2 separate regions of the Homo sapiens genome follow, and region 2 is linked to region 1. The links are chromatin loops, found by intact Hi-C in ENCODE. Cell type or tissue: PC-9. All regions are shown on one strand. Links, peaks and the distances in the headings refer to the core of each region. The heading gives the core; the rest is flanking DNA.

What was found. A loop is a pair of places that touch in the nucleus more often than their neighbours do. Peaks named below come from ENCODE experiments on the same cell type or tissue, not always from the same donor. Only the 100,000 strongest peaks of a DNase experiment are listed, where the experiment ranks them.
Region 2: it touches region 1 in a loop (24-fold over the local background); 5 of 110 quality-filtered maps call a loop at or near these places.

The regions. Positions count from the first base shown.
Region 1 is chr20:46,021,451-46,024,355 of GRCh38, forward strand. It overlaps SLC12A5-AS1 (SLC12A5 and MMP9 antisense RNA 1), which reads right to left and starts at 623. Exons shown (of 3, transcript NR_147699.1): 1 at 74-623. It also overlaps a transcript of SLC12A5 not described here. RefSeq lists silencers at 134-293, 314-673. In PC-9, for the core only: CTCF peaks have their summits at 240, 1,610 (motif pointing right) and 1,814; a DNase peak (open chromatin) is centred at 671; H3K4me3 peaks cover 1,607 bases.
Region 2 is chr20:46,436,923-46,439,827 of GRCh38, forward strand. The region is part of intron 3 of LOC105372633 (a long non-coding RNA gene); the gene reads left to right. Among named protein-coding and RNA genes, the nearest start is that of ELMO2, 32 kb to the left of the region's middle. RefSeq lists an enhancer at 1,327-1,386. In PC-9, for the core only: CTCF peaks have their summits at 1,440 and 1,640; a DNase peak (open chromatin) is centred at 1,379; H3K27me3 peaks cover 1,438 bases.

The DNA of each region.
Region 1 (2,905 bases), core at 189-2,688:
TGAATGAATGAATGAGCCCCAGGTGTTTAGGAGACCCTAACAGAGGTGCCCCCGTTGTAGGGACGACTCTCACCTGCAGATGGCCTCCTCAGGCCCTTCGGGTGGCACTGGGGAGCCCAGGGCCTCCCAGCGAAGTGGCCAGATTCAGGAACCCTTCGCACAGCGGGCACTAGGACCCTGCGCGGCGCCGCGTCTCGCGGGGGGCGGGCGGGCGGAGGGGGTTGGGGGATCCGCTCTTTCTCCCTCCTAGAGCCTGGTTGCAGCCACTTGTGCGATCCCGGACCTTGCCGCGGCCGCCTGGCTCCTTTCCGCGCCATGAGCCGCAGGTTCACGGTCACCTCGCTGCCCCCCGCAGGGCCCGCCAGAAGCCCTGACCCAGAGTCCCGCCGGCATTCGGTCGCAGACCCCCGCCACCTCCCGGGGGAAGACGTCAAAGGTAGAGGCCGCAGGGGGCGGGGCCTGCCAGGGCCGGGCGGGACGAGGGGGAGGGGCCGGGGCGGACCGTCTGTTGAAGGGGGCAGGGCCAAGACCGGGGGCGGGGAGGGGTCCCAGCCCTAGGCCTGAGAGGGGAATGGAGCCAGGACTAGGAAACCAAGGGGCCGGGGCCGCGGAACGCAAAGTGTGGAGGGGGAGGGGCCAAACGCGAGGTGGGCGTGGCCACGAGGGAAAGGGGTGGGGCCAGGGAAGGGGTTTGGACGGAGGCGAAGGGGGCGGGTCTGGTGATGGAAAGGCCGGGGTCAAGGTGGAGAGTAGGCCGTAGGGCACTAAAGGGGCGGGGACATCTCGAGTAGGGAGCGGGACCAGAGTGAGGAGGTGGAACTAGGGAAAAAGGGGGCTGTGTGTTGAAGGGGGATGGTCAGGAGCCCCTAAAGGGGAGGCGGCGGGACTAGGTTGGTTTGGGGTCAGGAAAGGGCGGGACTAGTAGGGAATGAGTTGGGCCAGGAGGATGGGAGTGGGGCCTGGGAGGGGGGTGGGGTCGAGGGCGGGAGGAAAACTGAGTCAGGGTTGCCGAGGCAGGTGCCAGGTCAGCGGGTCCTCGGTGCCTGGCGGATCCTCCAATCCTCTAGCTCCCTGGAGGCTTAGCGGACAGCGACTGGGGATCCCGGGAAGGAGACGGGAGGCAGGGAAGTTAGTATGGATCCTGGGCAGCGAGATTCAGGGAGGATGCCGTAGGGTCGCTGATCCCGACTCTTGGGGACCCACTTAGCTCCTTGTCTGCTCGAGCTCCGTAAGGGTTGGGAGGAGCCAGCTCAGGCGGGGTTGGGGGCGTCTTCCTCGCGGGCCCTGTGCAGGGTCTTGTAATGGAAGTTACACGCAGGGCACAGAGTATAGGGGAGGGGAAAGATCCTTCTGGCCTTCGGTGGAGAAGTAGCATCCTGGGCGCGTGCACAGTCTCCCCTCAGGGGGCACTCATCAGGGGTCCTCTCCCTGGCTCTGAGGCCCTCGGGTCTGGAAGGAACAAGGCGAATCGGCTTGTAGTGGCCCCAGCGAGGGGAGGAGGAGGAGGAGGAGGAGGAGGAGGAGGAAGAGGAGGAGGAGGAAGAGGAGGAGGAAGAGGAGGAGGAGGAGAAGGAGGAGGAGAAGCCTCCCCAGACCGCCAGGGGTCGCTGCCGAGCCGCAGGTGAGCTCGCCCCGAAGCAAACCCAAGCGCCGAAACCCCTAGAGTAACCCTTAGGGGGTTATCTGGCGGACCTCCTCATTGTACAGATGACCAAATTGAGGCCTGGAATTCCGAATGGCCCCAGTCCCGGGAACCGAACGCCTCCTGGTTGTGGCCACTTGGATTTCTTGGGCTCCTTCCACTCTTCATCTTTCTCATAATCTCTTTTCTCATTTTCATGAATGACCTTACCAGCCTCCCAGATTTGAAAGTAAGAAATTCTGGAGCCATTCTCAACCCTTCCTTTTTTCTTTCCAGCAAATCCAACTGATCCCCACGTCTTGGCCATTCACCTCTGAAACTTATCCTGAATCTGGCAGCATCGGTCCCCCCTCTGTCATCATCGCCCTGCTCCAAGCCTCACATGGCCACGACCACATCCTCTCCACTGGCCTCCCTGCCTCCAGTCCTTCCCTAGCCCTCCTCCACAGAAGCCCCCCATCACTTGCAAAATAAAGGCCAAAGCCTTAAGTCTGTCATTCTCTTTCCTCATTTGCTTCTGGTGTTCTTGTCCACATTCATTCTCCCACCTCCATCAGCCAGGAAAACTCCTATTCGTTCTGTAAGTTATAGCTCATTTAACCTTTTCCAAAAACCTTTTCAGTTTCCTCTTCGGCCCACCCACTGCACCCTTAGTGCACATGTCCCGGTGGATGGCAGTCGTTTTCTTTACTTATGGGTATCCTCCATTGGAACATCTCAAGGACAGGGACCATCTCCTTTATCTTTGTGTTCTGAGTTCCAGACCCAGAGCCTGGCACTTAGTAGGTGTGTAATGCTCATAAGATGAGAGGAGGGTGGCTGTGGGATCCTGCTTCTCTACCCTTGCCTTCTCTTCTCTCGCTCCTCATCCCCTGGCTTAGGAATAAGACGGCCCTCTCTCATGTCCCAAGGTGATTGCTGTTTTCCCATTCACACTCTCAGATGCCGGTACTCACACTACTTCGCTGGGGTCGAAGTGAAACACAGCCCCCAAGCTTTGGGTGTGCAGGTGTGTATGAGCCTGGAATGCTGTGTGCTGTGGCAGAGGCTGTGTGTGTGTGTGTGTGTGTGTGTGTGTCTTGTGGGAGGAGCATCCCCCATTAGTTTTGATGACCTGTGGGGTGGTCAGTGACTCACTCAGTGCTTCTGTGTGTCACTATATTGCCAGCACGTTGAAGGGTGTGCTGATGTGTACATTTCTGTGTCTATCTGAGGGGTGGGTACCTGTGTGCAGGAGTGTATTGGAAGTTCCATCTGGACAAT
Region 2 (2,905 bases), core at 296-2,795, 420 kb after region 1:
CTACTTGGGAGGCTGAGGTAGGAGGATCATTTGAGCCCTGGAGGTTGAGGCTGCAGTGAGCTGTGACCCCATCACTGCGTTCCTGCCTGGGCAACAGAGTGAGATCCTGTCTCTAAAAAACCAATAATAAAAAAAGAGAAGTGAGCACATATGTCCATACAAAAACTTATACATTCATAGTCATAGCAGCTTTATTCACGACAGCCCCAAGCTGGACACAACCCAAATATCCACCAAGTGAATGAAAGAATAAATTGGGCTATGATTCCACTTATATAACACCCTCTAGAAAATGCTCACTAATCTAGAGTGACACAAAACAGATCAGTGGTTCCTTGGGGATTGGGGGATGGGAGGGAGGGAGTATGAAGGAGCAAGAGGAAACTCTGGGGTTGATGAGAGCAGAGCACTGGAACTTAAGTTCTCCCTGGGGTGGGGGTGAGGTGCGTGGGATGTTTTAAACAATGACAGGACCTGCAGTTAGAACTGCTGAGGTTGGACAGTGTCATGCGTACCCCACGTTCCAGGAAAGACTTATGTGTCCCTAACTCCAAGTGTGTGACAATGATGGTATCTTCTCTTGATTCATCTTCCCTCATTTCAGTGTTGCTCAACGCTTATTTTTAAACTTATAGCTCCTCCAAGGAACCATTTTACATTTTTTTTTAATTGTCCACCTCCCCATGAAAATATAATACTGGCCAGGTGTGGTGGCTCACGCCTGTAATCCCAGCACTTTGGGAGGCCGAGGTGGGTGGATCATGAGGTCAGGAGATCGAGACCATCCTGGCTAACACGGTGAAACCCTGTCTCTACTAAAAATACAAAAAATTAGCTGGGCGTGGTGGCGGGTGCCTGTAGTTGCAGCTACTTGGGAGGCTGAGGCAGGAGAATGGCATGAACCTGGGAGGCGGAGCTTGCAGTGAGCTAAGATGGCGCTGCTGCACTCCAGCCTGGGTGACAGAGCGAGACTCTGTCTCAAAAAAAAAAAAAAAAAAAAAAAATATATATATATATATAAAATACTGCAGATATACTGTGTGTCTGTTTACGTACTGTGGTCTCCTGGAGGGCCACAAATAGACGTAACAGCTAAGATGTTGGGGGCATCCTAAGAACCAATGTTCATTCCTGTGGGGGCTCTCTTGACCTGTTGAGAAATCATGACTTATTCCCATCAGAAAAAAATCCAAGTAGGCAGGGAAAAAGCAGTATTGTAATGAAAATGTAAAGCTATCTGATTTGACTCTTTGATGGAAGCGTAGTGACACACATAACTGCAAAAAAGTGTTTCGCCAGAGCTATGCATTGATGTAGGTTCATGAAAATGGGAGCCCGAAATGAGGCAAAGGGGTTGGCAGGCAGAGAGCTTTCAACCCAGGCAGAGAAGTGGCAGAGTCTTTTCTGTGCAACTAGAGCTCTCTGCTGGGCATTTCAGGAACATCCTCCAATAAATTGAATGCAGCCCATTCATTTAGCAGCTGTTTGCCCAGCATCCATCACAGGCCGTGCACTGAGAGCTAGGCTTGGGTTTGTGGCCCAGCAAAGTTTAATAACTGGGTCAGAACCACACAGTGGTGAGAAGTCACAATGGCATTCAGAGTCACTTTTCTCTGACTCCAAAGCCCACAGTCCCCTCCTCTGGAGTTCCCAAGCCAGGTTCTTACTGGCTTTAGAGGGGAGTCCCCTCCCTGGCCTCTGAGACAGAAAGGAAGATGAGGGGCAGGTAGGAGTAGGGTAGAAGTTTGGGATATTTAGGGCATTATCACCTGATGATTTCCCTTTTCTCCTAGAAGTTGGAGCAGAAGAGGAGTGAGAATGACTTGGGTTAAGTCTTGCGGTGCTGGCTTTTTGCAAAGGGCTGTTCCACAAAGACTGAGAAAAAAACTGAGGCTCTGTAGAAACAGAGGCAGAAGTGGCAGAAGAAAATCTTGATGCTTCCCCAGTAAATTCCCATCAATTGTAGAGGTTAAAGAAAATGTGGTACATATACACCATGGATTATGTAGCCATAAAAAGGAACAAGATCCTGTCCTTTGCAGGGACATGGATGGAGCTGGAGGCCATTATCCTTAGCAAACTAACGCAGGAACAGAAAACCAAATACTGCATGTTCTCACTTATAAGTGGAAGCTAAGTGATGAGAACACATGGACGCATGGAGGGGAAAAACACACACTGGGGTGGGGGTCAAAGGGCAGAGGTGGGAAGAAGGAGAGCATCAGGAAGAATAGCTAATGGATGATGGGCTTAATACCTGGGTGATGGGATGCTCTATGCAGCAAACCACCACGGCACATATTTACCTATGTAACAAACCTGCACATCCTGCACCTGTACCCCTGAACTTAAAATAAAAGTTGGAAATAAAAGAAAGAGATACTCAGGTAAGACTAAACCACACATGAGGAATTGGAACCAGGGTCCTGTGAGTCTAACTCGCATGGCTCAGGAGGGTTGGTTCCCCTAGGGAGCTGCTCCTTCCTCTTGGTGCAGTGTAGACAGGGTGTTAGGAAAGAGCCCCAGGCTCACTGAGGATGGCCAGGAGTAAACCTGCCATGGCTCTAGAGGTCCCCAAGGCAGGCAACGGATGAGAGCAAGACAGTTTCTCACTCCAAGCGCAGCAAGCAGCATGTGCATCTGCAGAGCTGCGCTGGTTTCCCTGCCCTCAGGTCCCACAGGCGACGCCATGGGCTCGGATGGATGCTACCCACTCCATGGGCTGCCGTGAAGCTGTGGAACTCAAGGCCAAAGGTTCAGCATACTTTGAGAAAGCAGCAAACACTGTGGCAAGCAGCAAATAAGCCAGTCTCTCCCCTAGGGAGCAAGCAGTGACACAGGAAACACACGGAGGTCTCCTCACTCAGTGTACAGGGGCCTGCGTGACTAGCTGCTAGTTGTTTAT